Regions from separate parts of the Mus musculus genome. Here region 1 is linked to region 2. Evidence: chromatin loops called from intact Hi-C (ENCODE). Cell type or tissue: left cerebral cortex. All regions are shown on one strand. Each heading gives the region's core, and the rest is flanking DNA. Links, peaks and the distances in the headings are about the cores only. Region 1 overlaps Napepld (N-acyl phosphatidylethanolamine phospholipase D). Region 2 holds the start of Dnajc2 (DnaJ heat shock protein family (Hsp40) member C2).

Evidence for each region. Peaks named below come from ENCODE experiments on the same cell type or tissue, not always from the same donor. Only the 100,000 strongest peaks of a DNase experiment are listed, where the experiment ranks them.
Region 1: a loop joins it to region 2, with 2.3 times the contacts of the local background. A loop is called at or near these places in 2 of 42 quality-filtered maps.

The regions. Positions count from the first base shown.
Region 1 is chr5:21,666,769-21,671,163 of GRCm38, reverse strand. It overlaps Napepld (N-acyl phosphatidylethanolamine phospholipase D), which reads left to right. Exons shown (of 5, transcript NM_178728.6): 4 at 561-675. Among named protein-coding and RNA genes, the nearest start is that of Gm51277, 5.0 kb to the left of the region's middle. In left cerebral cortex, for the core only: CTCF peaks have their summits at 1,770 and 3,199; no DNase peak of the experiment used is centred there.
Region 2 is chr5:21,781,760-21,786,100 of GRCm38, reverse strand. Dnajc2 (DnaJ heat shock protein family (Hsp40) member C2) reads left to right here and starts at 936. Exons shown (of 17, transcript NM_009584.4): 1 at 936-1,112; 2 at 2,864-3,054. The coding sequence starts at 1,049. It also overlaps a transcript of Psmc2 not described here. In left cerebral cortex, for the core only: no CTCF peak of the experiment used is centred there; DNase peaks (open chromatin) are centred at 863 and 1,762; H3K4me3 peaks cover 1,901 bases; H3K27ac peaks cover 1,034 bases.

The DNA of each region.
Region 1 (4,395 bases), core at 75-4,074, 120 kb after region 2:
CCACCATGTGGTTGCTGGGATTTGAACTCAGGACCTTTGGAAGAGCAGTCAGAGCTCTTAACCGCTGAGCCATCACACCAGCCCATGAGGAATCTTTTTGATTTAAGTTTTATTTTATTTTATTTTTTGGTTTTTCGAGACAGGGCTTCTCTGTGCAGCCCTGGCTGTCCTGGAACTCACTGTAGACCAGGCTGGCCTCAAACTCAGAAATCTGCCTGTCTCTGCCTCCCAAGTGCTGGGATTAAAGGCATGTGCCACCACTGCCCGGCTTATTTAATTTTAACTGAGTGTATGTGTGTGTATGTCTGTGTGTATGTCTGAGTGTGCAAGTGTCCAAGGAGGTCAGACAGAGGCACTGGATCTCCTGGAGCTGAGGTTATAGGCACTTGTGAGATGCCTGATGTGGAAACAACTCAGGTCTTCTGCAAAAGTAGTTTATGCTCTTAACTGCACAACTCTCTCTCCAGATATGCAGACTATCCAGTGTTGATTAGATGAAGCAATCATTTGGATTTGGCTGTTCGCAAACACTGCATTAATTAATGGCTGTATTTCATCAGGTGGTTTATGAAATACCAGCATGCAGACCCAGAAGATGCTGTAAGGATTCACATTGACCTTCAAACAAAGAGATCTGTGGCGATTCACTGGGGGACGTTTGCCTTAGCTAATGAGGTAAGTTTGATTTAAACAAACAAACAAGCTAGCTTTGATTGTGTGTTTGGCTGTTGGTGGGATTTAGGTATTGCTGTGTTCTGGCTTTGAGAGACAACACTGTGGTATCAAACTCCATACAATTATAACAGTCACCGCATAAACTGGCGTGTCATTATTAGTAAAATAATACTTGAACACAGTTTGAATAAAACCTGCATGGTGTGCTGTTGCTTAGTCTGATTCTTCAGTTATCTCTGTGTGATGTAGAACATGAATCGTCATGGCTCACTCTCCAGATGACTTGTGCTCTAGCAGAAGCTAGAACCCATGAACATGGCTTGTTTACTGGAAGGTAGAAATGCTATACTGTAGGACAGATAAATTGGTCTCAGACACAGGGAGGGATCTGGAATTGCTTCATGGAAGATGCAAATTTTAATGTGGCAAGAAGGAAGGTATCTTTCCAGAAGAGGAAGGGGCAGAACATAACGGGGGCAGCACACACTGGAGAAGTGAGGAGTTGTTCAGCAGGAGAGTGGGTGGTGGAGGGCAGCCGGAATAGAAGCATCTAACCTATCCAGTTAACTTGATTCAGTGCTTGTTATCTCTGACATTGGGGTAAACATGGCTTAGTCCTGAACTACATCAGAAGAACGGACTCTTTCTTAGGGGATTCATCCCCAGAGCTCTGCTGCCAGCCTGGGTTCTGGGGTCAGGCAAGTCTGGATCTAGAAGGGGTTAGAAGTCAACTTCTCTTTGGCACACTGAGGCTCCTTCTATCTCCTAGCACCTCTCTGCAGAGACCCAATGTTTTCTTGCTTGCCTTCTTGTTCTGCTTGCTCTTGGCCTGATCCTTCCTAAGATATGGTTTGTTCCAGAATTACCTAATACACTCCCTGTTCATTTCCCTAACCCCTAGTTAAAGTGCCTGTTTTATGATAAAATAACCCTGTGTAATGCCGCAGGTCATTGACCATGCTGCTGGAGGTGGAATGGAGCAATAAGTGACAACCTACAGAGCCAGGAGGAAGGCTTCCCCACCCCCACCAGAGGGACATGTGTGCATTTGGCAAGAGGCAACCTGTTGCATGCGTATACTGCCATTTGATGGCAGTTTCTTCTGCCATCTCTGTGTGGTTGTGTGTGTGGACATCCCATGGGTATCCTGTCAGTGACCTAGATGGAATAGTAGTATTTATTAAGCCTTTGTAAAGGAAAGCCTGACGACTCAGCCTCAGTGATGGGCAGTCACGAGGGAGGGCTCTTTGCTGAGATGGAGAGACAGGGAGAAGATCTAAACCTCAGATGTCAAGACCCATTTCACTATTAAGCCTTCAAACATCGTGCTGAATTGTCTCGAAGAATACAGTATAAATAAAGCTTAGTAAAAGCCTGAATTGTAAAATTATCTTTTGTTTGCCTGATGTAATTGCTGTCTCCGAGGTTTACTACCTCTGTCTTCTAACCTATGCCTGGTCTTGGAAGCTTCCAGCCTCCATGCAATCTTATCTAGGCCTAGAATGTTTTCAGCCTCTGAGACTTGGCTACTGAATAAGTTCACCCTTATGTAGTTCTTTTTCATCTCTACCTGGCTGGTTCAACTCAGCTGTCTTAGCTCAAAATTCCTCTCCAATCTGACTTGATTCAATCTGGCTTCTTGCTCTTTTCTCCTGAATTGCTCTACTTGGTTTCACACTAACCCTAGCAACCTGTTCCAATCTTCTGGCTCCTTCTCATTCGCTGGCTCATTCTGTCTTCACCTGTATCTAACTTGTTCTTCCCATAACCTGTCTCTGTGTGAGTGTCCTCTTTTTTGTTCGTTTGTTTGTTTGTTTGTTTTTTGAGACAGGGTTTCTCTGTGTAGCCCTGGCTGTCCTGGAACTCACTTTGTAGACCAGGCTGGATTCGAACTCAGAAATCCTCCTGCCTCTACCTCCCGAGTGCTGGGATTGATTGTCCTCTTTTAAAACTGCCCCCCCCCTCTCTCTCTCCCCTCCCTCCCTCCCTCCCCCCCCCCCTCTCTCTCCTGCTCTCTTAAGTAGCTTCCCTTTCCTCTCTCTTCTGAGAGCTGGGCATATCCTATTCTGTCAAAACTTTCTCTGATTCATCACTTTTTCTGCCATTCAATTAGACATCACTTTCAAACATGGGTGCTTCCTTCTACAAACTAATGTTACCTTCATTGTTTGGGACTAAAGGTGTGTAGTAAGGATGTGTCTGTATTCCAGCCAGAGGGATGAAAGGTGTGTGCTAAGGTTGAGCCACACCACAACTAGAAACAGGGTTTTTTCAGTAAATAACACAATCTTGGGATTCACAGTGTGATCAAATAGGCTGCAACACCTAATTATTTAGTAGTTGGTTGAACGCTGTCAGCGACCCTCTAAACATAGCTGCAGGCAGGAAATAAACAGAGAGGAAAATACCCACATTATATGTTAAGCCCCAAGAAAAGCTTCCTGGCTTTTATATTTTGTTGATTTTCTCATCACTCCTGGAAAGGATTGAGTGCTGCAGGCAGCAGGCCTGGCCCCATCCTGCAATGAGGAGACGCAGCCCAGCACTCCTGCTGGGCAGTCTGAGGAGTTGCTTCTAGAGACGTTGTTGACTCCTGTGTAGCTGGGATCGTAAGTCACAGAAGAGAATTGCAGGTTAGATCAGAATCAGGGTGACTCAATATTAAGAAGCAGTAAACACCGTGGGCAGATTTCAAGTGTAGGCATTCAGAAAGATAAGCTTGGGGCTGGACAGATGGCTCAGTAGATGGAGTATTAGAAAGTTATAGAAGTTTATAGCATTCTTCTGGCTTAACTGCTGCCTTAACTGCTGCTGGCTGACTGTTCATTAGCTGCCTTATTCCTGTTGTGATGCTGCTCAGGAAAGAGTAGAATTGCTGTGCAGGCAGTCTTTACTGTGGATTTATTAGTTGTGTCTAAAGTCAGTGGGGAATGTAAACTGGGGCTTGGTGAAGGAGCTCTTCCTGTCCCTTAATCTTCCTACTGTCTGGATTCTTTCACCTTTCTAGATCAGCTCCTTCCCCAGTCATATTTACATATAAGCTGTCTCCTCCTCTAGCCAGAACCGCCTCCCTCTTCACCCTCACAGACAGCTCAGCCTTCATCCCACACATTGTCCGGTGCACTCTGCTCATTTCTATAGAAGACCTTTACAATTTGAATCAAATCACAGCACAGCGTGACCTGGGAGCCTCATGTTTGGGGTGAAAACCTGCTTGCCTACAGTGCCCTGAGCAGCCCAAGCTATTGGGTGTATGCTTAGAGGGGGCTTTCTTGGGAGGGCCCCTGAGATTATTGTCTTTAAGACAGACCCCATTTCCAGCACTTTGTTCCCTTTTTATTTCCCTTTGTGTTGGTCTCTGTATTAGAAGGGTAAGACTTTTGTCTGGTTCATGAGCTGGCATGCTCTGTAGATACCTAGAAGACAGTCTTCACAGAAGGGGACAGACAGACTCCCCACTGGCGACTAGTTCAGAAAAGTTGACTTGTTTTTTAACTTCTAAATGTTACCTTTCTAAGTAGGTAGGGAAAAAGAAACTTCGAATCCATTAAGAAAAAAAAAAGCTATTATACAGCATAGAGATTTAGGTCAGAAGGGAAATAACTTTTAAAAAGGGGGATGAAGTTGGAATGGGGCGGGACTGGGAGGAGATGAGGGAGGGGATAAGGAGTGGATGTTATTGAAATAGATTGTACACGTGTATGAAATTCTCTAATAATT
Region 2 (4,341 bases), core at 1-4,000:
TTCCCCTCTCTCTTTCTCTCTCTCCTTCTTAAGACTGGCTCTGCGTGGTCCTGGCTATCTAGCAACAGATCAGGCTGTCTGAGAACTTAGAGGTATCTGCTGCGACAAAGGCTGTGCGCCACCATGACCGACCCATGGATCACTATTATGTTTAAAAAGAAAGTTTGACCGGATGTTGAAAAAAAAAATAGATGCTGTTTACACTGTTGGTGTAAAATACTGCAGTGCTTGCGAAAAACTGAAAATAACTAAAATAAAATCTATATAAACTAGTTATCCTACTGCTAAATATCAAATGCCAAAAAGTTGGAAATAGGATTTCAAAGAGATCCGTGTACAGCCCTATTTATAGCTGCATTAGCAAAGGCCAAATGAAGAATAACCCAAGTACCCAAATACATAAGATGGGTAAACAAAAATGTGGTTATGGGAATATAGTATTATTTGGCCTTAAAAAAATAAATTCTGTGACCATTATACTAGTGAATACACCGCTCACATAGAGACAATGTTATAATATATAACATTATTAATATAACAATACAATGATATATAGTTATATGATTCCACTTTTATGAGGTACCTAGAGATTGGTGGTAGCTCAGCACTTGGGAGATTTAAACAGGATATTCACAAGTTAGAGGCCGGCCTGGGTGACAAAAGTGAGTGAAGTTCTTTTTCAAAATTATTTCCTCCGTCTTGCTCTCACGTGAAAAAACAAACAAAAAAACAAAACAAAAACCAAAACAATCCTTTTCACGTAGGAACTGATGCGTCTAGGAACTGTTCCTTCGAGCTCCTTGGTCTCCGGTCGGTTTAGAGTCACAGAGGAAGTAGGCGGCCGCGCGCATTGGCGCGAGGCCGTGGGGGTGGGGTTGGCGGCCGCGCCGTGCGAGCCCCATCCCGGAAGTGCTCACTGGTCGTCTCCATGCGCCGGCTCCGGGGCGTAAAGCCTAGGCGCGAGGCTCAGACCACAGGTAGTGCGGACGCGGAGGGCCCTGCCTGCCGGCCGTGAGCCGCGGCGTCCGCGGGACCAGCCCCAACCAGCATGCTGCTCCTGCCGAGCGCCGCGGAGGGCCAGGGCACCGCCATCACCCACGCTCTGACCTCCGGTACGTGCCCACCAACCCAGTTTCCGCCCTGCCTCGGGCGCCCCTGCCCCAGCCCTGTCCCTAGCAACCCCTGGCTCGGTAGCCTTGACCCCGGCAATCTGCTCCGGGACTCGGGGGACTGTGACGAGCCCCTGCTGCTCAGTGCTGTAATTTGAAGTGTCCCCGGTTTCTCGGAAAGGAGGGTGGGGGCGTCTTCCTTGTGCACCTGTGGTTCCTTCATCCTGGTGAGGCTGCTGACTCACGGAGCGGGCTGAACAGCTGAGGACCGAGCCCTCCTGTACCCCGAAAGGCCCCCTAAGGCACCCCCCCTGCCCACGGCGGAGCGACCCCGCTGCACGCACCCGCGTGCCGGGAGAGATACAAAGCCTTGTAAACGCTGTTCAGCCCTTCGCCTCCACCTTTGCTCCCGGCTGTGTATTTTGCTTGTCGGAACTCAGAACTTCCTCATTCCGTTGGAAGCCCCCTGTGAATGCTCCTGGACAGCTTGGCGTACACCAAGGATGGTTAAAAGCACAACTTAGCCTCCTGCTGTAGGGGTTTTGGTTTATAGCCCTGCACGCCAGAAAGTATTTCAAGTGTCGGGTCTCTCATTTTAATGATCTACATTAATTCCCATAGCCGCTTACCGTGGGCACTTGTTGAATATAATTTTTAAATGTTTCCCATGGCACGTGTTGCGTTTGTGTGTCGCGGTAATCCTGTAGTGAGGGAAAGGCTTCCAAGACACGGTTTTGAAAGCCACGCCCCCGCTACTCAGCCGGTTCATTTTCGCGTTTGACTCCTCTCCTGTGTTAGGTGGAGGAAATCTTAATATCATAAGCCAGTTAAAACGTGAAAAAGAAAGGGTCTTAGAAAATGATGCCCACAAATTGTGCACCAGAAAATTGCCCTTTGATTTCTTAAGAAATTAAAATTATGATCTTTTTTCCTGACACAGATTACCATTTTTTAATTTCTGTTATACATATCTACAGTTATTTATTCCATGTTACTTTCTCTACAACAGTTTAAAGCTTTAAAACTGCATTCGAATATTCTAGGAACTGGGTGAGATAGGTATTGTTTCCATCCTGAAATGATTCAATCTGTTTCAAGAAATTTACAGTTCTAGATTAAAGCCCTGAAATTCTGGGTTTACATCCAGCCTGTGTTATTAAGACATAGAAACGGTAATGAGTTCTCAGCATTGGCTTGGAAAATTGTCTATTTCAACAGATTATTGTTAGAGAATCCTTAGAATTATTAACCATTTTAATAGCTAATCTGTTAATAATTAAGATCGCATGAGTGTGCAGTCTTTGTTTTTTGGTAGCTTTTTATCATTTTTTTTATTACTATTACTCGTTTCTTGCCTTCCCTTCTCACATCATCAGGAAAATATTGATTAGCTGCTGAAATTATTTTCTTATGCTTAAAAAAAATAACTGATCAAGTGTTTTTGAGTGCCACACAGCATGTGTGCAGAGATCAGAAGAAAAGTCCATGGAGTCAGGTCTCTCCTACCTTCATATGGGTTCTGGGCATTGAGCTCACCTCATCAACCTTAGTGGCACATCAACTGGAAGAGACTGCTGGAATAAAAAGATGTTACCAATGATAATTTGTTACCCAGGGTGCAACTGGGATTTTTATAGTTGGTGGTTTTAAAATTATATTCTGACATCATTGTTCTGCTCTCCCTAAGAAACTGTGTGGCCTTGAAATAGATGTGTTCCATGCAATAAATTAAGTCTTACTGTTCTCCCTCACAGCCTCTTCAGTCTGTCAAGTTGAACCTGTGGGAAGATGGTTTGAAGCTTTTGTTAAGAGGAGAAACAGAAATGCTTCTACATCTTTTCAGGAACTGGAAGATAAGAAAGAGTTGTCAGAGGAATCAGAAGATGAAGAGTTACAGTTAGAAGAATTCCCCATGCTGAAAACACTTGATCCCAAAGATTGGAAGGTATTTGCTATGCAGAGCTTTCGCTCATTCAGAGCATCAAACTTAGGCTGCATTCCTAGTTTCCCATTAGTACCCTGTATTTTAAGGCAGTTCAACATGATAGTCATAAGTAAGCTCTTAATTGCTAAGCCCATAGTATGCTGTTTCAGCCATAGCTGTCAAGCAAGCCTTCACAGCGAAAAGTAATGTCTCTGGGAATGGTGATGTGCACCTATAAACGGAGGACTTGAGAAATGGAGATGGGAAAGTTAGAAGTTCAAAGGCCTTGACTACACAGCAGTTAGAGACTAGCCTGGGCTACATAAAGCCCTATCTTTTAAAAAGCAGACAACAAACTCCAGCAGATCTTTAAAACAGGAGTGGCAGTTAATGAAGTAGAGAAGGGAAAAAAGGCATTCTGGGTAGAAGACAGAATACCAGAGACACAGGAGTGAAGAATGTCTGACCACACATGGGGGATCAAGGCTGTGGAAAAGTAGGCCCAGAAAAACCTAGTCTAGATGTTTATGCTATATTTTTAAAGCTATATTTAGGAATGAATTAATATCCTTGAAGACATTAAGTCATCAGCGTTTCCCAGGCTAGCCTCAGGGAGATAAGTCACTGGAGTACGTGTAAGACTGTGTAAGTTCAGCCCCAGAACCCAGTTTAGAAAGTCTGGGGATTTGGTAGGGGAGCAAAGGGGACAGGAAGAATCAGAAGACTTGAGGTTCTGAGCAAAGCACGTTATGTAATCCCAGCACTGCGGTGGAAGAGACGGCTGTGTGTGCTTACTGATGAGCTAGTCCAGATGCAAGGTGGACCCCAGGCAAGTGAGAGACTGACTGGAGGAGGGAAACGCTTGACTGCATGAGGAATAACACTTGAGCGTGTGGTCTGGCCTCCACGTGCACACACACACAAGCTCACATGTCTCTAAGGTTGAAAAGAACCATTCTGTTGGCAATGTGGAAACTGAGTAATGTTCTGCACAGGCAGAGCCTGTTGATGGAGATGTGTAGCCAGGGTTGGAGGAGTAGACTAATGGTAGCCAGGGCTAGGATGCAGACTAAGGAACGTTGCAGGGAGTTTTGGGTCGAAATATTAGTAAAGTTGTCTTATAGTTGGTTGGACATTGGTCTGTGGCTCATTAAGAGTCTTTTGGACTCATGTGCATAAAATATCAAGAAGGCTGTATTGTCATCCACGACTGGCGCCTAACTTACATGACTGCACAATGACTTACATTCTTTTTCTTGTTGGTTGGTTGGTTGGTTTTGGTTTTGTTTTGTTCTTTTGATATGGGGT